Regions from separate parts of the Homo sapiens genome. Here regions 2 and 3 are each linked to region 1. A link is a loop called in an ENCODE intact Hi-C map of the cell type or tissue named here. Cell type or tissue: B cell. All regions are shown on one strand. Each heading gives the region's core, and the rest is flanking DNA. Links, peaks and the distances in the headings are about the cores only.

Region 1 (10,351 bases), core at 3,283-8,282:
ATGCAAACTAATAAAATATTAGTTTACAGTAAGATTAACTTTTTTTTTTTGAGATGGAGTTCCACTCTTGTTGCCCAGGCTGGAGTGCAGTGGCGTGATCTTGGCTCCCTGCAACCTGTGCCTCCCAGATTCAAGTGATTCTCCTGTCTCAGCCTCGCGAGTAGCTGGGATTACAGGCGCTTGCCACCATGCCAGCTAATTTTTGTATTTTAGTAGAGACAGGGTTTCACCATGTTGGCCAGGCTGGTCTCGAACTCCTGACCTCAAGTGATCCCCCTGCCTCGGCCTCCCAAAGTGCTGGGATTACAGGCATGAGCCATCATGCCCAAGCCAAGAAGATTAACTTTTTTAACCTATAAATAATCACAATAGCTGGTCGCAGCGGGAGTGCCTGTAATCCCAGCTACTCAGGAGGCTGAGGCAGGAGAATTGCTTGAACCCGGGAGGTGGAGGTTGTGGTGAGCTGAGATCGCGCCACTGTACTCCAGCCTGGGAATACAGCGAGACTCAGTCTCAAAAAAAAAAAAAAAAGAATAAGAACAAGAATCACAAAAGTTAGCCAGGTGTGATGGTGCACATACACAGTCTGAACTACTGGGGAGGCTGAGGCAGGAGGATCACTTGAGGCCAGAAGTTCAAGGCTGCAGTGAGCTATGATCTCCCCCACTGCTGACAGAACATGATCTCATCTCTAAAAAAAAAAAAAAAAAAGGAAAAAGAATCACGAAAGTAATTGTGTTGACTTTCAACCTTAAAATGTTAATGACATCCAAAATAGTTCACCATAAGGTCTGCATTTAAAGACTGGCCTAGGAGCTCTAAAATGGTAGATGAGTATGATGAATATGATCCCCTATATGTATCAGTGTGCTTTATTACCCCTTTTTTTTTTTTTTGCAGGGGTGAGCAGGTCTGGCTCTTTCAGCAAGGCTGAAGTGCAGTGGCACAATCATATCACTGGAGCCTTGAACTCCTGGGCTCCAGTGATCCTCCCACCCCAGCCTCCAGAGTAGCTGGGACTATAGACACATGCCACCACACCTAGCTAAGTTTGTTGTTGTTGTTTTTGTTGTTTTGCTGTACACTAAAATTATCTGGGGACCGACTAAGTTGTTTTTGTTTTTTTTTTAATGGAGACAGGGTCTCACTATGTTATCCAGGCTGGTATCAAACTTCTGGCCTCAAGCAATCCTCCGCCTCAGGCTCCCAAAGTGCTGGAATTACAGGCATGAGCCACCCAGCCCTACAATCCCCCTTCTTAACCTTAATTGTTCTCAACCCACTCACTCCTAGCAATAAGTCTACAATAACCTGGTTCTAAAAGTGCTGTTTAGAAAGACAAAGTGAAATCACTGATACTTACTTGGTTTCCTTTTCAAATTGACTATATACATGAACTGCCAAGATGCCTTCCACTGGGTCAAAATGTTCCTCTCAGATTTTCTCACATCTTAAGGAAATCTAAAAGCTACATAGCAACTACTCACGCTTAATCTTTAAAAAAAAAAAAAAAAAAAAGCAAAGTGATTCCAAAAACTGTCAAGAGCAAAAGTTTACAGAGCCAAAGGATTGATCACCAAATTCAGAAACAAGATTAGGAAAGAACAAGACACTATGAGATTAGGAAGAACAAGACACTATGAGATTAGGAAGAATCTACTCTCTGACTAAAGCTAAGCCGCCTATATATAAGAAAATCCAGGTGCTTCCTTCACTGTCAGCAAACAATGGAAAATGACTTTTTAATAGGTAATATAAATGTATTTGTAAATTTGAAAATTTTAACAAAGGGATGCTGGAATGACAAATATTTGAAGAGACTACTTAAAAAACAAGTGAGACAGAGTAGGAAAATGTGTTAAGACATCCTCCAGCACTGTATGTGTTTTTACACTGGGGAAAGGGAGACTCACTAGACTTTTGTTCCTTGATTAAAATACCCGTAAGGCCAGGCGTGATGGCTCATGCCTGTAATCCCAACACTCTGGGAGGCCGAGGTAGGTGGATCATCTGAGGTCAGGAGTTCAAGACCAGCCTGGCCAACATGGTGAAACCCCATCTTTACTAAAAATTCAAAAATTAGCCAGGCGCGGTGGCTCACGCCTGTAATCCCAGGACTTTGGGAGGCCGAGGCAGGCGGAACACGAGGTCAGGAGATAGAGACCACCCTAACACAGTGAAACCCTGTCTCTACTAAAAATACAAAAAATTAGCCAGGCGTGGTGGCACGTGCCTGTAGTTCCAGCCACTAGGGAGGCTGAGGCAGGAGAATCACTTGAACCCAGGAGGCGAAGGTTGCAGTGAGCTGAGATCGTGCCACTGCACTCCAGCCTGGGCAACAGAGTAAGACTCCATCTCAAAAAAATATATATATATGTGTGTGTATATGTATGTATGTGTGTATATATATGTATATGTGTATGTATATATGTATGTGTGTGCACGTATATACACACACTCACACACACACACACACACAAATTAGCCAGGTGTGGTGGTGGGTGCCTATAATCCCAGCTATCAGGAAGCTGAGGCAGGAGAATCACTTGAACCTGGGAGGCAGAGGTTGCAGTGAGCCAAGATCATGCCACTGCACTCCAGCCTGGATGACACAGCGAGACTCCATCTTAAAAAATAAAATAGAATAAAATAAAAATAAATGGCCGGGCATGGTGGCTTGCACCTGTAATCCCAGGGCACTTTGGGAGGCCAAAGCAGGCGGATCACTTGAGGTCAGGAGTTTGAGACCAGTCTGTCCAACGTGGCGAAACCCCGTCTCTACTAAAAATACAAAAATCAGCCGAGTGTGGTGGCACATGCCTATAATCCCAGCTACTCCGGAGGCTGTGGCAGGAGAACTGCTTGAACTCCGGAGGTAGAGTCTGCAGTGAGCCGAGATCCTGCCACTGTCCAGCCTGGGCGACAGAGCAAGACCCTGTCTCAAAAATAAATAAATAAATAAAATTTAAATTTAAAAAATACCCACTAAGAATATCTAGTGCCTTTCCAATTCCATAATCAACTACCTTTTTATTACTGATTAGGCAGCCCAGAACAATGGAGGTGTCCTGGTCAGTGGACAATTAAATCCAATTGTGCACATGGCACTTAATACTTCCAACATGCATTAACTGGTATCTGGTTTATCAGTCTCTGGTGAGTTTGTTTACTTTGCATGAATAAATTCTCAAGCACTTGAATCATCCCAATGTAAACCAAAATTCTGAAGTTTCTGAACTACTATGTGGGGGTTGGAGAGACCTTGGTTTGGTTGGATACCATTTTTGCCACTTAACTATCTGTGTGACCTCTTCTTCCCATCAGTCTCAATTTCCTCATCTGTTAACAAACATAGCTAGTGCCTGGGAGATGGCAAGTGCTCAAAAAGTGACAGCTTTATTATTTTGAAGCTAAATTTGAAAGGAAGTGTGTAACTGAGGTGAAAACATTTCATTTGAAAAGTAGTAGTACGGATCAGCAAACTACGTTAATTTAAAAGACACAGCCTGAAGAGAGATGTCCCAATCTTTGGAGTTGAGAAAAGCAAAGTTTAAAAGTTGCAAGTAAAGTACACACTGCACAGTACAGATGGGAGTCTCCTGCTTAGCAACTTTAATGTTGTCTACCAAACACCCAGCTTGTAATAGAGCATGACAACTGTTCACTCTAAATCCATGTGCTCAGCTTGGATTCAGGATTGATTTATAAAAATAGCTGCTGGTGGTGCTCTTTGAATCTCTTTGGGCTGATGACTGGGCAGTGTTACCCCAAAGGCCTAGAGCAGCTGTATTCCCTCACCACACCCATTTCTCTGTCTACCCAGCCAAGCTGACGGCACCCTGCCCCCGCCCCCCATCTCTACAGCATACTATTCACCCTCCTCCTGGGCTGAGTGAGCAAATTACAAGCACAAATATCCCCTGATGCAATGCCACAACCATCCCTGGGAAAGAGCAGAGGCAGTTGCCAAAAGCACAGCAGCAGGGAAATGGGCGGGAGACGCGCGCGCGCGCACACACACATACACACGCACGCGCACACACACGCACGCGCACACACACACACACACACACACACACACACACTGCAAGAAACACTGCAATGCTATGCAACCAGGGAGAGAGAATCGAGAGGCCCTGGGGAGCAATACTGTAACAGGACCAGAGAAGGCAAAGGAGAAAAGGGGGTTTCCAGTAGAAAGCTGGGTAACACTAACCTTCGCGAGGAACACGTATTTCATCCGAGCTTGGGTCCTAAAGCACAAACCTAAAGGTAATCAATCACTGCCTCTTCCCCAAAGCAGCAAATGCATTTAATTTACCCGTTCCTGGAAGTGAGCAAAACCCTCACAACTCCTCCACAGGACAATTTCACCAAAGGGATCTAACTCACACCGGCGGAGAACTTGTTCCATGTGCTAAATCACAATCTCTGTTCTGGGTAATGTTTCCAACTGCCTCTCCTAGTCCCTGTACCCTCCCCACCCCCACCCTAATGTGACCCTTTCGCACTCCCACTGCCAGACACACGCTTTAGTCCCCACACAGTGTCGGGGCCTTTGCAAGGGGGAAGAGCCCCGCCTAGGGCCCGGTTCTCCAGACCACCCCTCAGCCCCACCCATAATCCCTGACTGGACATACTAAGGCTCACCTCAGCCTCACATCAACTGACCCCCACAAAGCCTCAGAAAACGACCCCTGAGTTCTCCTACACCTCCGAACCCCACCCAGGGCCCCAGACTGCGGCCGACCCTCGCTCCGCGGCTCAGCCCCATCCAGAGCCCAAGGCATGTCGCTCGGCCCCACCGCCCCGACCCTCAAAAGCTGGACCTCTCAGCCCCCCTCACTCCAAAGACCCCCCTAGATCGCGCCTCAAAGACTCCGAAGGTCAAAGCCGCCAGCCCCCCGCCTGGCCCCCTCCCTCGGACGCCCCCGCGTCTCGCAGGCCGGCGGCCACCGCCCTTCCACGCCTCGGGCGGGCCCCGTGGGGTACCCAGCTGCCGCAGGGCAAGGCTCGGGCAGCCCCGGGACAGTGAGGAGGCCGCCCCTCCAATCGGACCCCGCCTGCGGCTGCACCTACCCGCCGCCGCCGAGACGGAGCTGGGGCAGAAGGGAGCCAGGAGAGCGCCGGGAAGAGCCGTGAGGAGGTAGGAGACGTCGGGAGGAGCCGGGAGCCAGCGAGCTAGCCGGAGGGGCGGGGCGCAGGGAGGCGGCCGCTTCCTCGTCGCCTCTTGAGGGCCGGCGCAAGGGAGGGACGCCGCCACCGCCTACCCGGCGAGCGCCGCCGCTCCGGCCAATAAGCGTGGCGAGGGGGAGGGCGGAGGGCTGTGGCGGACCAATGGGTGCTGGCCCTGCCGCCACGACGTCTCTGCAGAGCTGCCCGAGCCGCGGGCGGTTGGGGCGAGGTGCGCCTGGGGGCTCTAGCCTCCCGCCTGCGGCCTGCGAATGCCGAAGCGGACCGCAGGCCGATCGACTGCCTTCGCTGTTCTATGATGGCCGTCGCTCTCTCTCAGAGTCTGGGCGCCCGGAGCGAGGAGAGTGCGAGAGTCGGCGCACACGCGGACCGGGCCACCAGCGGGTGGGGCCTGTGGGCTCTGTGATGTAACTTGGGAGGGGCGCGGGGCGGGGCCTAGGTCGCGGGCCATCTGGGCTCTGGAAGGAACCCTTAGAGGAGCGGGAGGACGCCACAGGTCCTCGGCGGGGCTCCGCTCCCGTGAGCCGCATGTGGCTGGTGAGCTCTGAAACGTGGCTGGCCCAAGTTGAGATGTGCTGTAAGTGTACAATACACACCAAATTTCCAAGACTTAGTACCGAAAAAAAAAAAAAAACTCATCTATAATTTTTAAATGGTTACAAGTGGGATAATTAATTATAACAAAATTGATGACAGTTGGGGTATATTTGGTTAACTAAGAAATATTGAGGCCGGGCGCGGTGGCTCACGCCTGTAATCCCAGCACTCTGGAAGGCACTTGAGGTCCGGAGTTGGAGACCACCCTGACCAACATGGTGAAACTTCGTCTCTACTAAAAATACAAAAATTAGCCGGGCGTGGTGGCAAGTGCCTGTAATCCCAGTTACTTCGGAACGTGAGGCAGGAGAATTGCTTGAACCCGGGAGGCGGAGGTTGCAGTGAGCTGAGATCGCACCACTGCACTCCAGCCTGGGCAACAGAGTGAGACCCTGTCTCAAATAAAAAAAATAGGTTTCCTTTTCTGTTGAAATTAACATTACTTCATTCCAAAGCCCCAGATTTTGTAGAATCCTTAACTTACTGTTGTAGGAAAACACACAGGTGGGAGCTTTAAAGTTACTTTGATCATTCTTCCTGCTGCCTGGAGTAGCCAGCATATTCCTGTCCCAGACTTCAGGAATAGAATTGGCTTTGAGCTCCTTTGTAGTTAGATGGCTAGGAAAACTCAAAAGTATTGGAATCTTCCATCCCTTCTGTAAACCAAGAAGTATCTGAGACAGGTCTCAATTGATTTAGAAATTTATTTTGCCAAGGTGAAGGACATTCCTGAAAGGAAAAAACACAGAATCACAGAAACAGTCTGTGGTCTCTGCCTTTCTCCAAAGATGAATTTGAGGAATTCAGTATTTAAAGGGGAAAAGTGGGCTGGAGGGAAAATAGGGAGGGAACAAGAGAAAAGGAGCAGGTAGGGGAATAGTCAATTGTGTATTATGTCAAGTATGTCTGCTTAGGAATGAAAGGCAGTTTGTGCATGACTCAGCTTTCAACTTAATTTTTTCCTTTTGGAATAGTGAATTGGGGTCCGAAGTGTTTTTGTTTTTTGTTTTTTGTTTTTTTGAGATGGAGTCTTGCTCTGTCGCCCAGAGTGGAGTGCAGTGGAACAATCTCAGCTCACTGCAACCTCTGCCTCCCCGGTTCAAGCAATTCTCCTGCCTCAGCTTCCCGAGTAGCTGGGACTACAGGCGCACGCTTCCACGCCCAGCTAATTTTTTTTGTATTTTAGTAGAGACGTGTCACCGTGTTGCCCAGGCTGTTCTCGAATTCCTGAACTCAGGCAATCCGCCCGCCTCGGCTTCCCAAAGTGCTAGGATTTACAGGCGTGAGCTACCATGCCTGCCCCTAAGTGTTTTGTTTTTTGTTTGTTTTTTTTTTTTGAGACGGAGTCTCCCTTTGTCGCCCAGGCTGGAGTGCAGTGGCACGATCTAAGTTCACTGCAACCTCTGCCTCCCAGGTTCGAGCAGTTCTCTGCCTCAGCCTCCGAAGTAGCTGGGATTGCAGGCGCCTGCCACCGTGCCTGGCTAATTTTTGTTTTTTTAGTAGAGACAGGGTTTCACCATCTTGGCCAGGCTGGTCTTGAACTCCTGACTTCGTGATTCACCCGCCTCAGCCTCCCAAAGTGCTGGGATTACAGGGATGAGCCACCGTGCCTGGCTGAAGGGTCCGAAATTTCTTTAATATTTATTTTTCCCCAGGGCCAGGCAGTGGCTCACAGCTGTAATCCCAGCATTTTGGAGGCCAAGGTGGGAGGATCGCTTAAGCCCAGTGGGAGGGTCTCACTCTGTTGCCCAGACTGGAGTGCAGTGGTACGGTCATGGCTTGCTGCAGCCTCTACCTCCCAGGCTCAAGTGATCCTCCCACCTCAGCCTCCCAAGTAGCTGGGACCTTAGGCTTCTGCCACCACACTCGGCTAATTTTTTAAATTTTTTGTAGAGATGGGTTCTCACTGTGTTGCCCAGGCTGGTCTCGAACTCATTCCCTCAAGTTATCCTCCTACCTCTGCCTCCCAAAGTGCTGGGATTACAGGCATGAGCCACCGCACCCGGACCCCAGCCTTCTTTAAGTTAAGACAGTCACCATGTTATGTGTAGAGCTAGAGACCCAGGAGTGATTCTCAGTTATTCCCTTCCTTTTCCCCTCATACCTACCAGATTTTCCTCCTGCCTCAGAAACAGCTCCACTGACACATGCTGTTCTGGTTCAGTCCTTTTTCTTTTTCCTGTATCCTGCCATAGTTTCTTTCAAGCCTTCCCCTTGCTCCTGCTTCAGTCCAAATATCACAACCTTCTGTACCATCCCCTTCCATTCATAATATCCTCCTGCATCCCTTGTATGCCTATTACAACACTTACCATATATGTGATAGTTATTTGTATAAATATGGATCTGCCTGGCCAGGCGAGGTGGCTCATGCCTGTAATCCCAGCACTTTGGGAGGCCAAGGTGGGCAGATCACGAGGTCAGGAGATCAAGACCATCCTGGCTAACAAGGTAAAACCCCGTCTCTACTAAAAACTAATATATATATATATATATATCTGCCCTAACAGATTGCATCTCAAAGTACAGGTTCATTCTATTTCCCCACTTGCAGTGGAAAAGAACATTCCCTCCAGTTCCAGGGTGCCCAGGATGAAAAGCATAGAACCACCTATTCTGGGCATACTGCCTATGGGATTGCCCTGCTCCACAAGCAGCAGTAATAAAAAAGAAAGAAAAACAAGAAAAGCATAGAACCTCAACATCTCAAAGTTGGAAAGGATCTTAGCAAGCACTCAGTCTCATGTCTAAGGATGTATTCTTGAGACTTTACAAGTTCACAATAAGCCATCTCAGGATTATATTTGAGTTATCCTTTAAAAGCATGCTTTATGTCTATTCATCCAAATTTTGATGAAAATGTAGGCCAGGACACAAACATTGGCAGAATCCAATAGCTTATCTTAGAGGCTTTCCTCCAGTTTTAACCTAAACCCCTTCAATGGCTTTTCATTGCATCAGAATCCTAAACATGTATTTCAAGACCTCGTGCAATGATGCTGCCTCTGTCTTGCCTCATCATCTGCCTTTTTTCTCACTATGCCCAGTATCATCTGCCTTCTCTGTTTCTTGAACTTTCTCTTGTCAAGGCCCTCCTCATATTGTTTCCTCTGCCTATCCTAATGTATGATTAATATGATTTTCTACCAGGCATAGTGGCACACGCCTGTAATCCCAGCACTTTGGGAGGCCAAGGTGGGAGGATTGCTTGAGTTCAGAAGTTTGAGACCAGCCTGGGCAACATAGTGAAACCCTGTCTCTACAAAAAATACAAAAAAAAAAAAAAAATTAGCTGGGATGGTGGTGGGCACCTATAGTGCCAGCTACGTGGGAGGCTGTGGTGGGAGGATCACCTGAGCCTGGGGAGGTTGAGACTACAGTGAACCATGGTCATACCACTGCACTCCAGCCTGGGTGATGGAGTGAGACCCCATCTCAAAAAAAAGAAAAAAAAAGATGTGATTTTCCACATCGAAAATTTGAAAGACTAATAAAAGAGTTCATGGCCAGGCATGGTGGCTCATACCTGTAATCCCAGCACTTTGGGAGGTCGAGGTCAGGGGTTCGAGACCAGCCTGACCAACATGGTAAAACCCCATCTCTACTAAAAATACAAAAATTAGCCAGGTGTGGTGGCTTAAGCCTGTAATCCCAGCTACTCAGGAGGCTGAGGCAGGAAAATCACTTGAACCTGGGAGGCGGAGGTTGCAGTGAGCCAACATCGTGCCATTACGCTACAGGCTGGGCGACAAGATTGAAACTCCGTCTCAAAAATAAAAAGAGTTCAGCAAGGTTACTGGATACAAAGTTAATATACAAAAAGGCATAACAGCATATATACCAATAATCAGTAAGAAAATGAGATAGAAAAGAAAAACCCTACAAAAATGAGATACCACAACACACCTACTAAATAGAATGGGCAAAAGCCAGAACACTGGCCAGGTGCGGTGGCTTACGCCTGTAATCCCAGCACTTTGGGGGGCCAAGGCAGGCGGATCACGAGGTCAGGAGATCGAGACCATCTTGGCTAACACAGTGAAACCCCGTCTCTACTAAAATTACAAAAAATTAGCCGGGCATGGTGGCGGGCGCCTGTAGTCCCAGCTACTCAGGAGGCTGAGGCAGGAGAATAGTGTGAACCCAGGAGGCGGAGCTTACAGTGAGCCGAGATCGCGCCACTGCACTCCAGCCTGGGCGACAGAGCAAGACTCCATCTCACAAAAAAAAGCCAGAACACTGACAACACCAAGTGCTAGTAAGAATGTGAAACAATAGAAGCTCGCATGCATTGCTGCTGGGAATGTGAAAGGTACAGAACTTTGGAAGACAGTTCAGCAGCTTCTTACAAAACTAAACGTACTCTCATATGACCCAGCAATTGCCCTCCTTGGTATTTACTCAGAGGAGCCAAAAATTTATGTCTACACAGGCAGGGCACGGTGGCTCACGCTTGTAGTCCCAGCATTTTGGGAGGCCGAGGCAGGTGGATCACCTGAGGTCAGGAGTTCAAGAGCAGCCTGGCCAACATGGCAAAACCCTGTCTCTGCTAAAAATAACA
Region 2 (10,351 bases), core at 5,249-10,248, 360 kb after region 1:
AAATCCAGGATCCCTCCTCCTCTCACCTCTGCCACTGCTACCAAATGGTCCCAGTGACCCACATCACATCTCTAGCCTGGATTATCCCAAGAGCCTCCTGACAGATGTCACCCTGCTTCTATTCCAGCCCCTACAATTTATTGTCAGTCGAGCAGTCAGTGTTCCTTTCCAAACACAGGTGGAACCATTGTCTCTCTGCTCAACCTCTACAATGGTTCCCCACTTCTCTCAAGGTAAAAGCCTGTCTTTTCCATGGCCTACAGGGAACCTACCCACTGGCTCTCATTCCTCTCTGACCTCATCTCCCACTAGTCTCCCTTTCCTCACTCCACTCCAAGCACATGGACCTTCTTGAAGTTGCTGGAACGCACCAAGTTGTCCCCAGCTCAGGGCCTTCACGACAGCTGCTATCTGTGCTGCTCGCTCCCTCACCTTCTTCAAGTCCTGCTCAAATAGTAGCCCCTTGGGAGGTCTTCCCCATGCACCCTATCAGATATGGCCATCCCACTCCCACCCTAGCACTCCTGACCCACTTTCTCTGCTTTATTTTTTCCATGCATATATCACATGACCTGCAACATGTATCCCATTTATTTGCTTTGGTTATAGTCTGTCTCACTCACTAGAATTTCAGCTTGGTACCTACATATAGTACGTACCCAGCAAAAAATGTACTCATCTGCCTAATCTCTGGACACTGTAGCATCCCAGCGCTCAGCACTGTTATTTAAAAAAATAACAACTTTGGCTGGGTGCGGTGGCTCACGCCTGTAATCCCAACACTTTGGGAGGCTGAGGCGGGGGGATCACGAGGTCAGGAGTTCGAGACCAGCCTGGCCAACATGGCGAAACCCCGTCTCTACTAAAAATACAAAAATTTTCCGGACATGGTGGCGGGCACTTGTAATCCCAGCTACTGGGGAGGCTGAGGCATGAGAATCGCTTGAACCCAGGAAGCAGAGGTTGCAGTGAGCCAAGATCGTGCCATTGCACTCCAGCCTGAGAGACAAGAGCAAGACTCCATCTCGGGGGGAAAAGAAAAAAAAGCTTTATTGATATATAACTTGCATACCATATAATTCACCCAATGTGTACAATTCAGTAGTTTTACTATATTAACAGAGTTGTATGGCCATCACCAAAATAAATTTTTTTGACCATTTTCATAGATGAACAAACAGAATTCGCAAACTGCTGCACCCCTGACTATATTATAAAACTCCTTACAGGGTTTTCCAAAGCTATAGGACCACGTGATATAACTCCCGTCCACTTCTGCCATCTCCCCGCCTAATCTCCCTCCACCCAAGCTGTGCTTTCCTTGGTTCCAGGAAAGCGACGAGCTTGAAGCTCTTTGCACATGCACATGCCCTGCTGTCTACCTGCAGTGCTCTTCCCGCGCACGGCCACAGGCCTGGTAGGCCGTCCGGTTAAGTACCCCTCCTACGGTTCCGATTCTACCCTGGCAGGACAACCCTAGCTCCTCGTACCTGGCGTGGCCCGACCAATCGTCTGCCACTCAGTTGACCTCTGACCTGTTAGTACCCGCCCCTGGAGCGCCGCATCCGGTAGCGAGAGTTCAACTTCCTGACTAGGAGCCAATCAGCGGGGCCGCCTCGCTGTCTACGACAAAGGGTGGGGCAGACGCTCCGTTTCCGGTGGCAGGGTCTGGGGAAGCGGCGGCAGGCGCCATGTCCGGCCGCGAAGGTAAGTGTTCCGGAACCGTGAGGACTGCGGGGACGGCGGGGTGGGGACCGGGCGGCAGGGGCAGGCCGAACGTGCTCGTGTCGCCCACAGGTGGCAAGAAGAAGCCACTGAAACAGCCCAAGAAGCAGGCCAAGGAGATGGACGAGGTGAGGGCGGGCGCGGAGGCACTGGCGGGTGCGGGGGCGCTGGGAGACAGGCCTGAGTTGAACACGCTCTGCCTCTCCCCAGGAAGATAAGGCTTTCAAGCAGAAACAAAAAGAGGAGCAGAAGAAACTCGAGGAGCTAAAAGCGAAGGCCGCGGGGAAGGGGCCCTTGGGTAAGTGGGGGCCGAATGGAGCTCAAGCTGGCCAAACGCTATGAGCACCTATTGGGATGAGGGCGCGGGCATGTCTTTTTCCTGCCTCCTGAACTGCGAGGTCTCGTTTTCCGACGTCCGCTGCAGCGAATGGTCTCTAGCCAGTCTAGGATTTGCAGCGGCAGTAAGGGCCGGGAGCTGGAAACGAGGTCTCCTGCCTCCCAGGCAGTCTGGGCTTCCATTCCTTAGGAAGAGCTGCAGAAACGGAAACAGTGAAATGTATTTACCTCAGACGCAGATTCACAGTTAAGTTTCTCAAAGTCTGACGTCGTCCGCAATCTTTTGCCCCAAATTCGTATTTCACTGCCTTCTAGTGTTTGAACCTTACTTGACTTAGAAGTTTTTTTGTTTTGTTTTGTTTTGTTTGAGACAGAGTCTCACTCTGTCTCCCAGGCTGGAGTGCAGTGGCGTGATCCCGGCTCACTGCAACCTCCACCTTCCGGGTTCAAGCAATTCTCCTGCCTCAGCCTCCCAAGTAGCTGGGATTACAGGCGCCTGGCACCACGCCTGGCTAATTTTTTTTTTTTGAGACGGAGTGCGGCTAATTTTTGTATTTTTAGTAGAGATGGGGTTTCACCATCTTAGCCAGGCTGGTCTTGAACTCCTGACCTCGTGATCCACCCGCCTCAGCCTCCCAAAGTGCTGGGATTGCAGGCGTGAGCCACCGCACCTGGCCAGTTTTTTTTTGTATTTATAGTAGAGACGGAGTTTCACCATGTTGGCCAAGCTGGTCTCGAACTCCTGACTTCAAGTGATTCACCCGCCTCTGCCTCCCAGAGTGCTCGGATTACAAGCGTGAGCCACAGCACCTGGCCAACTTTTTTTTTTTTTTCGTACTGCTTATATTATCTCTAATATATGCTTTTTTGCTTTCTGAGTCTTTTTACTTCTGGGTATGCCTAGACTAAAAGATAAAGTCCAGGCTCTTCAGTGTGCTGTTGCTCCATATGCTTTTCTAACTGAATCCTCCACCTTTTTTACATCTTTTATGTAGGAGAAATTCATTACATTTCAAAATATTTTTCAGGCCCAGCAGTTCTAGTACTTTATGTGCATCATAAGCATTATTTTACATTGATCCAACTAGTGATTATTTCCTCCACAGTTGTTTATGCCCCCATTTGAGCACTGTGAGCCATGCTAGGCATGATGGAGACAAGGATGGTGGGAGTGTCATCTAGGGCTTCCCAAGACCTCTCTCCCAGTGGGTTTGATCCATTATTGTTTACCTACCCAGCACTGAGATTTCTAGCTCTTGAGATTCCTTTTCAGAATGGTGTAAGGGGCCAGGCACAGAATGGGCTGACCATAATCCAAGTGCTTTGGGAGGCCTAAGCAGGAGGATTATTTAAGGCTAGGAGTTCACAGCATCAAAGGGAGACCCTGTCTACAGAAAAAATTTAAAATTAGCTGGGCGTGGTGGTGGTGGCGGCCCGTTTCCTGTAATCCCAGCTATTTAAAAGGCTGAGGCAGCCTCGCTTAAGCCCAGGAGTTCAAGGTAAGAGGATTATTTGAGCACGGGAGTTCAGGCTGTAGTGAGCTGGGATTGCGCCACTGTATTCCAGCCTGGGAGATAGAATGAGACCCTATCTCAAAAAAAAAAAAAAAAAAAGGTATCTTGCACCCTCTTTTAATCTGTGATTGTGTATAGGGGAAAGAACAGTCTTTAGTGTAACTCTATGCTAGTTGTTTCTCATTGAGCATCATCTGATTTTTATTTTAAGGTTTATTTTGTCAGGCCCCTTTGGATCTTCTTTCCTGTATTAGGCATATGTAACCCTACACTTTTTTTTTTTTTTTTTTTTAAATAGTCTCACTCTGTCGCCCAGGCTGGAGTGCAGTGGCATGATCTCAGCTCACTGCAGCCTCCGCCTCCCAGGTTCAAGTGATTCTCCTGCCTCAGCCTCCTGAGTAGCTGGGATTACAGGCGCACACCACCATGCCCGGCTAATTTTTGTATTTTTAGTAGAGACGGGGTTTCACCATGTTGGCCAGGATGGTCTCGATCTCCTGACCTCGTGATCCACCCGCCTCCACCTCCCAAAGTGCTGGGATTACAGGCGTGAGCCACCGCGCCTGGCCCAATCCTATGCTGTTTCTTAAATCGCCTACTGCGTTCCACATATATGGTCATTTGTAAATTGACAGAGTATACCAGGTGCCAGGATCATAATATGGAAGGTAGTGTAACATGGCAGTTAAGAATGTGGACTTTGAAGTCAGATGACTCAGGTTGGGATCCTGGCTTGTCACATACTTGAACAACACCTAACAATAAGACTTCTTTTTTGGCTGGGCATGGTGGCTCAAGACTGTAATCCCAGCACTTTGGGAGGCTGAGGTGGGTGGACCACTTGAGGTCTGGAGTTCGAGACCTGCCTGGCCAACATGGTCAAACCCCATCTCTACTAAAAATACAAAAATTAGCCGGGTATGGTGGCATGCGCCTTTAGTCCCAGCTACTCGGAAGGCTCATGCATGAAGAATCACTTGAACCTGGGAGGCGGAGGCTGCAGTGAGCCAAAATTGCACCACCGCAGTCCAGCCTAGGTGACAAAGCAAGACTCCATCTCCAAAAAAAAAAAAAAAAAAAAAAAATGCTGGGGTCGGTGGCTCACACCTGTAATCCCATCATTTTGGGAATCTGAGGCAGGCAGATCACCTGAGGTCAGGAGTTCGAGACCAGCCTGACCAATATGGTGAGCCCCGTCTCCACTAAAAATACAAAAATTAGCCAGGGCTTGTGGTCCCAGCTGCTCGGAAGGCTGAGACAGGAGAATTGCTTCAACCTGGGAGGCAGAGGTTGCAGTGAGCTGAGATCGTGCCACTGCACTGCAGCCTGGGCGACAGAGCAAGATTCCATCTCAGAAAAAAAAAAAAAAAGGACTTCTTTTTCTGTAAAATGGGTTGATATGGCATGAGGATTAAATAAGCCAATCTGTGAAGTATACAGAAGTGTAGATCTAGACCAGTGCACAGCCAGCCACTGCTTGTACTCCATCTCATCCTCATTTTACCTTTACCTAGAACAGACAGTATCAGTGAAGCTGCTATCCATGCTTGTGTTAAAGTGAATGCCCAATACAAAAGCCAGGCTTTACTAAGGTCCACAGCAGGCCCGTGGGGCTTCTACCGTAAGAACTATATTTTTCCCTAATTGTGACTATTTTTCTTTTGCAGCCACAGGTGGAATTAAGAAATCTGGCAAAAAGTAAGCTGTTCCTTGTGCCTGAGGAGATGGTGACCCTTTATTTCATCTGTATTTAAACCTCTCTATTCCCTGCCATAACATCTTTTGCCACGTATAGCTGGAATTAAGTGTTGTCTTGGAGCTGTTGTACATTTAAGAATAAACTTTTGTAAAAAAAGAAAAATCTTACAGTGGCTCATCATCTCTTTAGTTGTTTTCACTAAGTCGTTCCTACCATAACTGTGAATTTAAAGTAAAACCAGCTCAGAATCTTGCCAGAGTCTGTTCTTTGGTCCTTGTTCTACCCTAAACTTTGTATCACCTGAAATTAAACCAACTCATTTGAAAGGATGGCGTTCTTGTGTGGTTGTATACCTGACAGAATACCTTACATGAGTTTAGTGGAAGAATTTGCACTTTTTTTTGGTGGGGGAGGGGGTGGAGTCTCACTCTCACCCAGGCTGGAGTGCAGTGGCATGATCTCTGCTCAATGCAACCTCCACCTCCCGGGTTCAAACTATTCTCCTGCTTTGGCCTCCCAAGTAGCTGTGGTTACAGGCACCCGCCACCATGCCTAGCTAATTTTTTGTATTTTTAGTAGAGAGGGGTTTCACCATGTTGGCCAGGCTGGTCTCAAACTCCTGACCTCAAGTGATCTGCCTGCTTCAGCCTCCCAAAGTGCTGGGATTACAGGCATGAGCCACTGTGCCTGACCAGAATTTGTGCTTTTAAAAGAAAACCCATCTTTATGTTGTCACATCCAAATTGCCGTATATTTTGATGAGACTTGTTCATCTGTTCATGTAAGGCGTCTGCTATATGCAGGCACTGGGGTATGTAACGGAACAGTTCCTGTTGTCAAGGAACTTCTCTACTGTGGAAGAGGCAGGGCAGGGCAAATTACATGATCCTTCAAGTTGCTAGCAGTGAAGTCCCCATGCGCACCAAACAGGTCCAGGGCAGCAGCTGCGGGAAGCCCCAGCCCACTTGCTGGTGGATGGAGGGGGTGCCAGTGCCAGGCAAGGGGTTGGGGGTGAGGCAAAATGGGGGCTCACTCTACCTCCTGCTGCCCAGGACTGGAGTCCCAGGCATACCTACCGCTTGCCCCTCAATAAATGCAAAGACAGAGACCATCCATAATGTGTGCTGAATATGTTTTAAAATGCTTAGCTGGGTGTGGTGGTGCACTTCTGTAGTCCCAGCCATTTGGGAGGCTGAGGTGGGAGGATCACTTGAGCCCAGGAGTTCGAGGCTGCAGTGAGCCAAGATCACACCACTGCACTCCAGCCTGGGAGACAGAACAAGACCCTGTATTTAAAAAAAAAAAATTAATTCAGAAGCACAAGTATTTGGATTTCCCTCCCAGGCCCTTAATACAATTATGTTAATAATGCTCAGCTTTCTCTGAGAATATTGTCGAAGAGCGCTCTGGAACCATTATGAGACTGCTAAATCAAAACTAGGTTTTAGAATATTGAAAACTTTCATGATTAATGTACTAGATATTAACGCGGGAGAGGGGGCAGGGGGAAGCCTGTGTTGGTCCTCTCCAGAAAGTTGCACAGCCAGTAGCACCCTTCAGTAGGCTTCAGGCATTCCCTGTGGGGCCTTGCTAGCTGGCACCCAGCCGTATGCTGCTAAAACAAACCTGAGCACCAGTGATTCACACTGTTCCTGAAAGCAAGTTACTTGGTGGAACCTATCCCTCTTTAACAAATGAACAGTCCTGTCTCTTTCCAGGACCAGAGTCCTGCAGCAATTAAGCATGCAACACTTGGGAAGCTATCTGACGGAGACTACCAGTTGCTCCAAAAAATTTTAAACTCCTTAGACATTATAGGCCCTGATAGCACTCTCTTTTTCATTTACTCTTTTCATTTAATGCTTTCACAAATATTCCTAGGACACTCACAGGTGAAGTTTGGCACTGAGCAGGTAAGGCTGAAAGAGTCTTGCTCCTGTTACTCTCCATTGCCAAATTCTCTATTGCGGCTAACTTCTGCACACCACAGCTGCCCAATAAAATCTGTCAGGCACGCAAGCCCACCTCAAATTGCTGCTCCTTTGTGAAGCTTTACCTCTGTTCGCCACCGGTAACTCTTACCTGGCCTTTGTGTGGCCTCCCTTTCAATGTAGAATTCTCGTGTTAGTCTTATGTGCCAGCCTCCTACCCCTCTATCCTGCTAACTTGACTCAACTTGTAGGACAGCGCAGGTGCCATTTACAGGGGGACTTCCTTGACCTCCTGAGCCCTATTCTATACAACCAGAGCTTAGGAAAAAAAAACAGTCCAGCACTCAGAGGAATGGATGTTAACAGCCTGAGCAGCTCCCACCCCCTCCCACACAAGAACAGCTCCAAACATCATTCCTCCTTGGACTTTCCTCCTCCCTGGGCCTACCTCAAATGTACACATGTGAAACATTCACTAAACCCGAAGATGTCTGCACACGACAGCTCTATTCATACTCCTCACCCAACAAATTCCACTCTCCTCAAGAAAGCCTAGGGGTTTGTGGGAGGTGGGTCTGGCGGCAGAAGGAAAGCGAGGTCACGGAGACCACATCCCTGAATGATGCCTGGCTCGACTCAAACGCAACACGCGTGAATGCTAGGGCAGGCTGCTCCTGCGCGGCCCTCCTCCACGGAATGCCAGGGAGGGAGCGCAAAGCCACCAGCGCGGCGGAGCTGGTGCGCCTCCGGCCCGCCTCTCCGGTAACGGGTCGCGCCGCACTGAGTCCTTGCAGCAAACCTGCCGAATCCCGCCCGTGGACCTCTAAACACCGGGCGGGGCCGGGTGTGGCGGCGCGCTCGGACGTTCGTCATTCCTCCGCGCCCTCCGCCTGCCAGCTGATTGGCCCCTGGGCCAGGGGCGGGGCACTCGCGGCGGAGGCAAGCGGCGGCGCGCGGACGGTTGGTCCAGTTCTCCGGCCTGGCGGCAGGCAAGTCTAGCTCGGCGCTGTCGGATACTTGGGGTGAGCGGAAAGCATGGCGGGGACCTCCGCGCCAGGCAGCAAGAGGCGGAGCGAGCCCCCGGCGCCTCGCCCCGGCCCGCCGCCGGGCACCGGGCACCCCCCGAGCAAGCGGGCCCGGGGCTTCTCCGCAGCCGCTGCCCCGGACCCTGACGACCCGTTCGGCGCGCATGGGGACTTCACTGCCGACGACCTGGAGGAGCTTGACACCCTCGCGTCACAGGCCCTGAGCCAATGTCCGGCCGCGGCTCGGGACGTGTCCAGTGAGTGCTCCTCGCGGCCTTTTGCTCGGAGGGAGTTGTCAACCGCGCCAGATCCCCTTGATGGCTGTGGCTTCGGAACCTCGCGGCCAGCACTGCCTTTTCGCCTTTTTAAAATATGGGAACACCCTGATTTAAGCAGCGGTTGTCTTCCAGAAGGTCCTTTGATTTTAGGGGGAAATGCATTAGCCAGGTCAAACAGCCGATTTGAAACACAGAAGGCTAAGTTGACATTTTACGTTATTTTCTAAAGTTTAGGCCACTTGGTTCTTGGTTCTAAGCAGAGATCCTTGGAACACACCTACCACCACCATCAGAACCATCACTACCCATGCATGGGGACCCATTCTTGTGACAAGTTTGAGCGGCTTTAGATCTTATGAAGCCCACTGTCTCCCTTGGGCAGTGTGAGCATGGGAGGAGCCAGACACAGGCAAGAGATGAAATAAATTTATTCTTTTATACAACCAGTAAACTGTGCTAGGTGCCCAAACGTGAGGAACTGCAGCTGACCTTACAATGAACAAAATACAAAAACTGTCCTTCATGGAGCTTACATTCTAGTTGAGGAGTGAGTGAAGTCTTGAGGACTCCCAGAAAGAGAAATGTTTTGAGTGCACCTTGCATCTGTACTTGGGTGTCTCAAGGCACCTTAAACTCAACACGATCATTTCCTGGAAACCCAGTCCTCCTCCAGCACTTCTAGCATGGTGCCGGCAAAGCAGACATTCAGAGAATGATGACCAGATGTTCCACAAGGAAGTAACTAGCACGACTCTCCATCCAGTGGCACAAAGCGACTCTTCCCCTTTCCTTGACTCTACATCTAATTTATTTGGAAAGCATGTCAAGCTTACCTTCTTAATCCTTCTCTGGAGTCTATCCTATTCACATTGCTTCTACCAGCTGCCTGATCTGTGTTACCATGAGTCCTCTCTTGAACAATGGTCTGCTAAATTGGTTTCCCATTTCCAGTCTTGACTCCCTACAAGTGAGGCTTCACATCACATTCTGAGTGATCTTTTCAAAACTCAAATCTGGCTGTGTCTTACACAGATATACGTGAACACCCTTTTTTTTTTTTTTTTTTTTGACGGAGTCTCACTCTGTCACCCAGGCTGAAGTGCAGTGATGCCATCTTGGCTCACCACAGCCTCTACCTCCCAGGTTCAAGAGATTCTCTTGCCTCAACCTCCCGAGTAGCCTCAGCCTCCCAAGTAGCTGGGATTACTTGTGCCCGCCACCATGCCTGGCTAATTTTTGTATTTTTAGTAGAGACGGGGTTTCGCCATGTTGGCCAGGCTGGTCTCAAACTGCTGACCTCAGGTGATCCACCCGCCTTGGTCTCCCAAAGTGCTGAGATTACAGGTATGAGCCATCCGCACCCAGCCATGAACACCCCTAATGAAAGCCCTTTAATAATTTCTTATTTCTTCTAGTGTGAAGACCAGAATCCTTAACATGGCCTGAAAGGCCCAGCCTGGTTTGGCCCTTTCTCACTCTCTGGGTCCTGGCTGCACTAACATTCTTTGAATTCTCTCTGCTTCTTTACAATACAGGAACTTTATACATTGTTCTTTCTTTGTACATTGAGTATACTTTTCATTCATTCATTTCCACTCATCTGGTTAATTCCTACTTGTCCTTCAGCTCTCAGCTCCTTCAAGTCTTCCCTAGGGAAATGTTCCAATCATCCCACTTAAGTCAGATTGCTGTCATATTATAGGCTTTCCTATATTTGTTCTCTTCTGCAGTTCTTAATCACAGTTGTAATTTTACATTTATCTGTGTGATTATTTGTTGAATGTCTTTTAAGCTCTGTGAGTGTAAGGAAGTATCAATTTTGCTCACTATTGTACCTGTAGAG
Region 3 (10,351 bases), core at 2,490-7,489, 310 kb before region 1:
TTTGGGAGGACGAGGTTAGAGGACTACTTTGAGTCCAGAAATTTGAGACCAGTCTGGGCAACACAGTAAGACCCTGTCTCTATTTATGTATTTATTTTTTGAGACACTTTCGCTCTGTAGCCTAGGCTGGAGTGCAATGGCCCGATCTCAGCTCACTACAACCTCCACCTCCCAGGTTTGAGTGATTCTCCTGCCTCAGTCTCCTGAGTAGCTGGGACTACAGTCATGTGCCACCACACCCGGCTAATTTTTGCATTTTTAGTAGAGCAGAAGTTTCACCACATTGGCCAGGCTGGTCTCGAACTCCTGACCTCAGGTGATCCACCGGCCTCGGTCTCCCAAGGTGCTGGGATTACAGGTGTGAGCCACAGCCCCCAGTCTCAGTCCAATTTTTAATAAACTATAAAATATTTAATTCTGATTAGATTTTTTTTCCAAATCATCCTACCAAATTACCAAACATGAAAATGCATGTAGGCCAGGCACAGTGGCTCATGCCTGTAATCCCAGTACTTTGGGAGGCTGAGGCTGGCGGATCACCTGAGGTCAGGAGTTCAAGCCCAGCCTGGCCAACATGGTGAAACCCCAGCTCTACTAAAAATAACAAAAATTAGCAGAGCGTGGTGGCGGGTGCCTGTAATCCCAGCTACTCAAGAGGCTGGGGTAGAAGAATCACTTCAACTTGGGAGGCCGAGGTCACACCACTGCACTCCAGCTTGGGCAGAAGAGCGAGACTCCATCTCAAAAAAAAAAAACAAAAAACAAAAAACAAAAAAAACACTGACTCCTAATTAAGAAATTTTAATTTCTATGTCATAAACAATTAATCTGGTTTTTTTTTGTTTTTGTTTTTTGTTTTGTTTTGTTTCGTTTTGTTTTGAGACAAGGTCTCGCTCTGTTGCCCAGGCTGGAGTGCAATGGTGCCAACACAGTTCACCGCAGCCTCGACCTCCTAGGCTCAAGTGATCCTCCAAGGACCCTGCCTCAGCCAAGTAGCTGGGACTACACGTGCATGCCACCACAACTGATGTATTTTTTTGTTTTGTTTTGTTTTGAGACAGGGTCTCATCATGTTGCCCAAGCTGGTCTCCAAATCCTGGGCTCAAATGAACCTCCCACCTGGAATTCCCAAGTGCTGGGATTACGGACGCAAGCCACTGCACCTGGCCCAATTAATCTTTTGATCAAAAAAAGTCTATTATATTTTATTTAAGAAAACAAAAATTTATTAGTCTCAAAATATTTCAAGTAAGAGTCAGTGTGGGCCAAGTGTGGTGGCTCACACTTGTAAGCCCTGCACTTTGGGAGGCTGAGGCAGGCAGAGAGCCCAGGAGTTCGAGACCAGCCTGGGCAACACTGCAAAACCCTGCCTCTACTGATAATACAAAAAATTAACCAGGTGTGGTGGTTCGTGCCTGTAGTCCCAGGTACTCAGGAGGCTGAGGTGGGAGAATCACCTGAGCCCAGGAGGTTGAGGCTGCAGTGTGCTATGATCTCACCACTGCACTCCAGCCTGGGCAACACAGAAAGACCCTGTCTCAAAAAAAAAAGAAAATTCCTAAATGAAGTCTCAGGTATCTTCCATTTGAAAAAGAAGGTAAATAATATCTATCATTTAGGACTGCTATGAGGACTTTAAGTGAGTTATACTTTAAGTACCCGGCACATGGTAAATGCTCAGTTGTTCACTGAATGCATGAGCTGAATGCAAGAGTTTGAGGTTGCAGTGAGCTATGATCACGCCACTGTACTCCAGCCTGGGCAACACAGAAAGACCCTGTCTCAAAAAAATAAAGTAAAATAAAAATAAATAAAAAATGACACTAACAAAATCATGTTTACTGAGACTGAAACTGTTGTCTGCTCTGAAAATGCAGTATTAAATGCACTAGAAACGGTTAGTTAAAACCAATGCGTACACCAAATAGAAATGCACTGTGTAGAAAAGAAGCAAAGAACTTTGTGATAATATTTTCACCACTTCAACGCTAACACCCAGAGACTGAAAAGATTCTGGCTGTCAGGCCTAGGGTATATACGTTTCTCAATCTCAGTAGACCCTAGAAATACACTCTGGCTTTACAAAGTCCTGAGAAGTCAAAGGTAACTTTGTCTATAAAGTCTCAGGGATAGTGAATCAACATTAGCCTAGTGGTCTCAATACTGCTGGGCAATTCCTCAAACTGCTTTGTAGCCACTTCCCTACCCACCCAAACAAATATCGAAGGATTATCCATGTCTAAAGCTTCTTGTAGTTGATCCCAAACTGATGCACACTGAACAGTGCGGAGAGGTAGAAATTACTGAAATTTGCCTTTTTCTACTCTCTTCCTTGATATTATTCAAAGGAATATGCCTGTAGATTATTTTTCTTTGTTAAAGCTTCACTGAATTTAAGACCCAAAGCATTGGCTAAAAGGAATGTAATAAAGAAGAATTAACCAATATTTTCATAACATATTCAATTCCATTAGCCACTTCTGGAAGCTCTATTACTTACATTTAAAAAGTGACCAATTTATCACTGTGTAAGAAAGGGCAATATTACTAAAAATCTACAGTCTAAATGTAATTTCAGAGGAGGAAAAGTCCAGACACCTAAAAATATAATTACTGTCTCTCACTTCCTCAAACTTCAGATAAGAAATGTAATTTTTCTAGCTGACCTTCAAAAACAAGAAAGAAAGAAATGATCATTTCTGGGTCTTTGGTTTTTTTTTGTTTTTTTTTTTTTTTTTTTTTTGGAGACAGTCTTACTTTATTACCTAGGCTGGAGTGCAATGGTGCAATCTCGGCTCACTGCAGCTTCTGCCTCCTGGGTTCAAGAGATTCTCCTGCCTCAGCCTCCCGAGTAGCTGGGATTACAGGCATGTGCTGCCACACCCGACTAATTTTGTATTTTTTGGAAAGACGGGGTTTCACCATGTTGGTCAGGCTAGTCTCGAACTCCTGACCTCAGGTGATCCACCCGCCCGGCCTTCCAAGCCGCGCCCGGCCAGAAATGGTCATTTCTGAATGTACCACGTGTAATGCCAAAGGAACCCAAGATCCCTGCCCATGCCTAATAACTGCCAAACACTGACAGGCTTCACTGAGCTGCTGAGGCCAAAAAAATAGGTTCCTAAACTAGTTTATGTTTTCATTCATTCAACAAATATTTACTAAGCAGCCACTAAGGGTAAGGCAATAAGTATCAGCCACGTTCCCGGATACACTGCAGTGAACAAAGCCCTTGCTTCAGTGCTATGATTCTCAATAGGAGAAAGTACAGAACTAAAGAGGGTGATAGGAAAACTTCAGAGGCTGGGGAGCCTTTTCGGCTACCTGCTTCATTACACCCTTTAAGGGAGTCCTCCTGAATATTTACACAAAAGGGAAGTTGGAAAAAAAAAAAACATTTGTTATAAACAAAGGATTAAGTCAAAACTTTGAAAACTACTGACTCGGCGGAACTTCCGTTCCAAAGGTAGGAGAAATCAGTAAATGAATAATTTCAAAATGTGGTAAACACTACGAAGAAAATAAAGGTGACACAAGAAAAGTGCTCTAATAAAAACTGGGTTCTTGGGGAAGGCCTCCCTTTAGAACACTTTACGTACAAGCGACCATCAACTCTCACGCCACACAGAACCAGAAGCACGATGAGGTAGAACCGTCGTTAATAGTTCTCATCCATCCTAGAATTCATATTGCCTGTTATTAATTAACGAATACAATCATCCCAGTCGTTTAGCAATTCAACAACAGGTAGCAAACCCCCTCGAGACTTTGAATACGCTCTAAACAAAACTTGAAGCTGCTTTTACCACGCTTGCTCGGTCTTTAGGGATCATTGTTCACACACCTAAGGCAGCTGACAAAAGAGAGAGAGTCACACTCGCTTAGTGGCTGAGCTCGACCTGCTCTGGCACACGAGACTGAGCAGGGGCTTTCACCATGGGTGCGTAGGCTCAGAGGAGAGAGCCCCGAACCCCAGTCAGGCCCCGGGATCGCGGGCGCCCAGAGCGGGCGGCGGGGGCGTGGCGGGCCCGGCGCCTGCCTTTGTTGTCCCTCGTGGCGTGCGGGGGGGAGGGGCGGCCCGAGGCCCGCGAGGCCAGCTGCCGCCTCCGGCCCCGGTCGCGTGGTCTCCCGGCCCCCACGGGCGCGCGAACCCACCTTCTTGTAGTGCTTGCCCAGCCAGACCCGCACCGAATCCAGCTGGGACACCGTCTCCGGGCTCTCCCAAAACTTGGTGGCCGGGCCCCCATCCTTCCGTCGATAAACAGCTAGGCCTGCGGCTGCCGCCGCAATCCCCGAGCCCGTGGCGCCTACCGCTGTCCCCGGCCCGCCGCCGCCCGCCGCTGCGGCCATCGTCGCAGCCCGTCGTCCCCACAGCCTGGCCCACCCCGGCCCTCGCGGTGTTTCCCGGTCGTTCCCGCGCGCACCCCCGCGCGCGTAGCCGCCACTGCCGCTTCCCGGCCCCGCCCAGCCAACCCTCTTCCGGCGCGGACGCCCGGCCCCGCCCCATCTGGGAACTGGCACTGTATCTGACGCGAGCCAGCGCACGCGCATGCGTAGCACTCGTGCGGCCGTGCCTTGGAATAGCACGTCCTGCGGCCTCAGCCGCCTCTTCCGCCATCCTCCGTAGGCTGCATTCTGCCCTAGTGAGCGCCGGTTTTTGAGCCTTGCTCTTCCCTCGCTACCGACGTCGAATCATTATGCGGTCAACAACCGCAGGTGGGTTATGTGTCATAGCCCGCCTCCGCTGGAGGGAAAAGGCCTGGTGCGAGAAATGCCCAAGGGAAAGCCTGTCTAGGGTATCGAGTGCTGGCCGAGGGCCCTGCACCCGGACTGGGACTGCGCCGGGCCCCGCTTTCCCTCAGGCCCTCCACCCCCAGCGGCCCGGCGGCATTTGTGAACAGCCATCTGGGACTCCCACGCCTAGGCTTTTCGGCTTCACAGACCTTCCACTCCCTCAGGGGTCCAGCCACAGCGGCTCATTCCTGCCCCAGGGGCCCTTGCACTGGCTCTTTCGAGACCTCAGCAGGTCTTCCCTTCTGATTTGCACTTACGAGACGCGTTCAGATTCACTGCTTCAAAGGACTTCAGAAAGTAGTTGTCAGATCTTAACAATCTTGAACAACTGTTCACACCCATACACTTTCTGCATAGCGCTCACCACGACCCGGCGTTTCTAGTTTCTCATTTACCTTCCACATAAATTACATGAGAACCTAATCTTAACTTGTTCACAGGTGTATCCTGAACACCTGAGACAAGGAACAGATGTACAGTAAATACTTGATGAGTTAATGAATGGCCCACATAGAAGCCGAAAATTTTTAAATTATTAACAAGGTATATTGGCCGGGTGCGGAGCACTTTGGGAGGCTGAGGCGGGAGGATCAATTGAGCCCAGGAGCTCTAGACCACCACACCCATCCCCGTCTCTACAAAAAATACAAAAATCAGCCAGCGTTGTGTTGCAAGCCTGTGGTCCTAGCCTCTTGGAGGGCTGAGGTGGGAGGATCCCTTGAGCTGGGGAGATGGAGGCTGCAGTGAGCTATAATCGCGCCACTCACTACACTTCAGCTTGGGCGACAGAGCGAAACCCTGTTTCAGAAACATAAAAAGTATGACTGGCCATAATGGAGTTGTGAACATAATGCTATATGATCGCAGAGAAGCAAGTAACTAATTGCTTGTGAGAACGTGACTAACTGCTGGTAAGTTTCTGAGATCTTTTAAAAATGAGGGTGTGTACATGTTTTCAGGATCTCCTGAGGGCTGTGTCACGGACAGTAAAATATATTAAATAAAAAAGTTAATAGAATGTGATCAAGAGGGCCAGGCGAGATAGCTCACGCCTGTAATCCCAACACTTTGGGAGGCCAAGGCAGACTGATCACGAGGTCAGGAGTTCCAGACCACCCTGGCCAACATGGTGAAACCCCGTCTCTACTAAAACTACAAAAATTGGCCAGGTGTGGTGGTGCATGCCTGTAATCCCAGCTACTCGGGAGGCTGAGGCAGGAGAATTGCTTGAACCCAGGAGGAGGTGGAGATCGCAGTGAGCTGAGATCACGCCACTGCACTCCAGCCTAGGCGACAGAGCCAAACTCGTCTGAAAAAAAAAGTTTTTAATTTGAAACTTTCTCAGATTTAACAGAAAAGTTGCAAATATAATACAAAGAACTTTTCCTGAATCATCTAAGAGTAAGTTGCTGACATAATACCCATCACTATCAAAAAGTTTAATGTGTATTTTCTACAGACAAGTATAGTCTATATATTCTCTTACATAATCACAATACAATCATTTATACCAGGAAATTAACACTGATGCCATCCCCAGACCCCATTCAGGTTTTTCCTATTGCACCATGAAGTCCTTTATAGCAAAAGTTTCCAGTTCAAAATCACACTTTGCATTTAATAAAGTTTCATCTCCTTCAATATGGAACAGTTCCTTAGTCCTTAAACCTTAACAACATTGATACCTATGAAGATTACAAGGCATTTATTTTGTAGAATGACCCTCAATTTAAGTTTGTCTGATGTTTGTATCTTTGTGTTCTTTGCATTGCATTCTATCAGGTGGTGCATAATTTCATTTCTCCTGTTACATTGATGACAGAGTATCATCCAGGTTTCTCTACTGCGAAGTTATTCTTTTTGCCTTTGTAATTAATCACTATTTTCTATGGAGGTATTTTGTTTTTTTGCTTTTCGGGGGTTTTTTGAGATAAAGTCTTGCTTTGTCACCCAAGCTGGAGTGCAGTGGTGTGATCATGGTTCACTGCAACCTCCACTTCCTAGGCTCAATTGATCCCTTTGTGGAGGTATTTTGAAAGTATATTGGCCGGGCGCAGTGGCTCACACCCGTAATCCCAACACTTTGGGAGGCCAAGGCAGGCAGATCATGAGGTCAGGAGTTCGAGACCAGCCTGGCCAACCTGGTGAAACTCCATCTCTACTAAAAATACAAAAATTAGCCGGGTGTGGTGGCAGGCATCTGTAATCCCAGCTACTTGGGAGGCTAAGGCAAGACAATGGCTTGAAACCGGAAGGTGGTGGATGTTGCAGTAAGCCAAGATCTCGCCACTGCACGCCAGCCTGGGTGGACGAACGAAACTCCATCTCAAAAAAAAAAGAAACTTGTTTCTAGAGTATAGAAAGAGCTCTTACAACTCAGTAATGAAAAGACCAGTAACTCAGCTGACCAATTAATCAATAACCCAATGGAATAAACTTGATACATGCAACACTGGGGAGTCTTACCCAAGTTATATGGGTAACTATATATATATACCCAATGTATAGTGTATGATTCAATATACGTGGAGTTACAGAATAGGTTAAACTGAAGTGTGGTTGCCTCTGGGGAAGTGAAGGGGCATGAGAGAACTTTCTGGGGTGATGATAATAAGCTGCAGTTTGATACAGATTTGTATTACACAGGTGTCTCCATACCAACTTATGGAATGATATGCAAGAGTTGTGGATTTTACTGCATGTAAATTTTACCTCAAAAGAAAAGAACTCTAGGAGCTGGCCATGGTGGCTGAGTCAGGAGGATCGCTTGAGCCCAGGATTTCAAGTCCAGCTTGGCCAGTGTGGCAAGATCCGTATCTAAAATTAAAGCATCAGGCCAGTGCAATGGCTCATGCCTGTAATCCCAGCACTTTGGGAGGCCAAGGAGGGTGTATCAATTGAGGTCAGGAGGTGGAGACCAGCCTAGACAACATGGAAAAACCCCATCTCTACAAAAAAGGTTACCTGCATGTGGTGGCACATGCCTGTAGTCCCAGCTCCTTAGGAGGCTGAGGCAGGAGAATTGCTTGAACCCAGGAGGCAGAGGTTATAGTGAGCTGAGATCATACCACTGCACTCCAGCCTGGGGACAGAAGGAGACTCTGTCTCAGGAAAAAAAAAAAAAAAAAAAAAAATCAGAAACTGCATGACCATTTACCAGCCATTACAGACATTAGCTTTCTCAGTTTATGGTAAGTTTACCAAAAAGGTTTCTCAAAAACATAGGAAAGGCCAGGTGCGGTGGCCCATGCCTGTAATCCCAGCACTTTGGGAGGCTTAGGTGGGTGGATCATCTTAGGTCAGGAGTTCGAGACCAGCCTGGCCAACATGGTGAAACCCCACCTCTACTAAAAATACAAAATTAGCTGGGCCTGGTGGCACATGCCTGTAATCCCCAGCTACTTGGGAGGCTGAGGCAGGAGAATTGCTTGAACCTGCGAGGCAGAGGTTGTAGTGAGCTGAGATCGTGCCATTGCATTCCAGCCTGGGAAACAAAAGCGAAACTTCATCTCAAAAAAGAGGGAAAAAAAAAAAAAAAAGGCTGGGTGCAGTGGCTCATACCTATAATCCCAGCACTTTGGGAGGCCGAGACGGGCGGATCATGAGGTCAAGAGATCGAGACTATCCAGGCCAATGTGGTGAAACCCTGTCTCTACTAAAAATATAAAAATTAGCTGGGCGTGGTGGCGCGCGCCTGTAGTCCCAGCTACTTGGGAGGCTGGGGCAGGAGAATTGCTTGAACCCGGGAGGCGGAGGTTGCAGTGAGCCAAGTTCGCACCACTGTACTCCAGCCTGGCAACAGAGTAAGACTCCATCTCAAAAAAAAAAAAAAAAAAGGAAAACATAACAAAGACTAGGCTTAGCAAACGTTTTCTGCAAAGGTCCCGATGCTCTCCGTTGGAACTACTCAACTCTGCCATGAAAGTTCAAAAGCAGCCACAGATAATATGTACATGAATGAACATGGATGGGTTCCAATAAAACTTTATTTACAAAAAGAGTTGGCAAAAAGGGCATGGTGGCTCATCCCTATAATCCCAGCACTCTCGGAGGTTTAGGCAGGAGGATCACTTGAGACCATGAGTTTGAGACCAGCCTGGGCACCATAGTGAAACCCTGTCTCTACAAATAATTTTTTAAGAATTAGCCGGCTGGGCGTGGTGGCTCATGCCTGTAATCCCAGCACTTTGGGAGGCCAAGGCGGGCGGACCACCTGAGGTCGGGAGTTCGAGACCAACTTGACCTACATGGTGAAACCCCGTCTCTACTAAAAATACAAAAATTAGCCGGGCGCAGTGGTGGGTGCCTGTAATCCCAGCTACTCGGGAGGCTGAGACATGAGAATAGCTTGAACCCGGGAGGCGGAGGTTGCAGTGAGCCGAGATCGTGCCATTGCACTCTAGCCTGTGCAACAGAGCGAGACTCCGTCTCAAAAACAACAACAAAATAAAAAAATAAAAATAAAAAGAATTAGCCAGGCATGGCCGGGTGCGGTGGCTCACTCCTGTAATCCCAGCACTTTGGGAGGCTGAGGCGGGCGCATCACGAGGTCATGAGATCGAGACCATCCTGGCTAACATGGTGAAACCCCGTCTCTACTAAAAATACAAAAAATTAGCTGGGCATGGTGGCGGGCACCTGTAGTCCCAGCTACTTGGGAGGCTGAGGCAGGAGGATGGCGTGGACCCAGGAGGTGGAGCTTGCAGTGAGCCGAGATCGCGCCACTGCACTCCAGCCTGGGCAACAGAGCAAGACTCCGTCTCAAAAAAAAAAAAACATTAGCCAGGCATGGTGGTACATGCTTGTGGTCCCAGTTACCTGGGAGGTTGAAGTGGGAGGATTGCCTGAGCCCTGGAAGTTGAGGCTGCAATGAGCTATGATTACACCACTGCACCCCAGCCTGGGCTGCCAAGTGAGACCTTGTTTCCAAAAAAAAAAAAAAAAAGTCAGCCGGACACAGTGGCTCGTGCCTGTAATCCCAGCACTTTGGGAGGCCGAGGCAGGTGGATCACTTGAGGTCAGGAGTTCAAGACCAGCCTGGCCAACATGGCCAAACCTCGTGTAATAAAAATACAAAAATTAGCTGGGTGTGGTGGTGCAGGCCTGTAGTCCCAGCTACCTGGGAGGCTGAGGCGGGAGAATCGCTTGAACCCAGGAGGTGGAGGTTGCAGTGAGCCGAGATCACACCACTGCACTCCAGCCTAGGTGATAGAGCGAGAATCTGTCTCAAAAAAAAATTCCTCACTGCCACCTCTACTTCCTAGGATCAAGCAATTCTCGTGACACAGCCTTCACATAGCTAAGATCACAAGTGTGTACCACCATGACTGGCTACTTTTTGTACTTTTACTAGAGATGGGGTTCGAGACCAGCCTGTCTCAAAAAAAAGAAAAATTAGTGGAGCATTGTGGTGGGCTTGAAGAATTGAGAATCACTTGAACCGGGGAGAGGAAGGTTACAGTGAGCTAAGATCGTACCACTACACTTCAGCCTGGGTGACAGAGTGCGACTCCATCTCAAATAATAATAATAATAATAATAATAAGAATAATAATAA

The links. A loop is a pair of places that touch in the nucleus more often than their neighbours do. Peaks named below come from ENCODE experiments on the same cell type or tissue, not always from the same donor. Only the 100,000 strongest peaks of a DNase experiment are listed, where the experiment ranks them.
Region 2: a loop joins it to region 1, with 13 times the contacts of the local background. A loop is called at or near these places in 3 of 110 quality-filtered maps.
Region 3: a loop joins it to region 1, with 14 times the contacts of the local background. A loop is called at or near these places in 3 of 110 quality-filtered maps.

The regions. Positions count from the first base shown.
Region 1 is chr3:48,083,694-48,094,044 of GRCh38, forward strand. It overlaps a transcript of MAP4 not described here. Among named protein-coding and RNA genes, the nearest start is that of MAP4, 72 kb to the left of the region's middle. RefSeq lists silencers at 3,953-4,002, 4,093-4,212, 4,853-5,422 and enhancers at 5,643-5,712, 5,773-5,822. In B cell, for the core only: no CTCF peak of the experiment used is centred there; DNase peaks (open chromatin) are centred at 4,198, 5,348 and 5,518; H3K4me3 peaks cover 2,509 bases; H3K27ac peaks cover 2,816 bases.
Region 2 is chr3:48,438,606-48,448,956 of GRCh38, forward strand. It overlaps TMA7 (translation machinery associated 7 homolog), which reads left to right and starts at 1,652. Exons shown (of 4, transcript NM_015933.6): 1 at 1,652-1,707; 2 at 1,798-1,853; 3 at 1,936-2,023; 4 at 5,243-5,603. The coding sequence starts at 1,692. The coding sequence ends at 5,277. It overlaps ATRIP (ATR interacting protein), which reads left to right and starts at 8,132. Exons shown (of 13, transcript NM_130384.3): 1 at 8,132-8,487. The coding sequence starts at 8,241. It overlaps ATRIP-TREX1 (ATRIP-TREX1 readthrough), which reads left to right and starts at 8,174. Exons shown (of 15, transcript NR_153405.1): 1 at 8,174-8,487. CCDC51 (coiled-coil domain containing 51) reads right to left here and starts at 1,514. Exons shown (of 4, transcript NM_001256964.2): 1 at 1,383-1,514. RefSeq lists an enhancer at 1,320-1,459 and silencers at 1,890-1,949, 8,077-8,436. In B cell, for the core only: no CTCF peak of the experiment used is centred there; a DNase peak (open chromatin) is centred at 8,106; H3K4me3 peaks cover 1,419 bases; H3K27ac peaks cover 1,795 bases.
Region 3 is chr3:47,777,448-47,787,798 of GRCh38, forward strand. It overlaps SMARCC1 (SWI/SNF related BAF chromatin remodeling complex subunit C1), which reads right to left and starts at 4,446. Exons shown (of 28, transcript NM_003074.4): 1 at 4,156-4,446. The coding sequence starts at 4,350. RefSeq lists silencers at 3,920-4,159, 4,340-4,559, 4,970-5,019, 5,130-5,189 and an enhancer at 4,392-4,686. In B cell, for the core only: no CTCF peak of the experiment used is centred there; DNase peaks (open chromatin) are centred at 2,594, 3,114, 3,964 and 4,514; H3K4me3 peaks cover 3,221 bases; H3K27ac peaks cover 3,383 bases.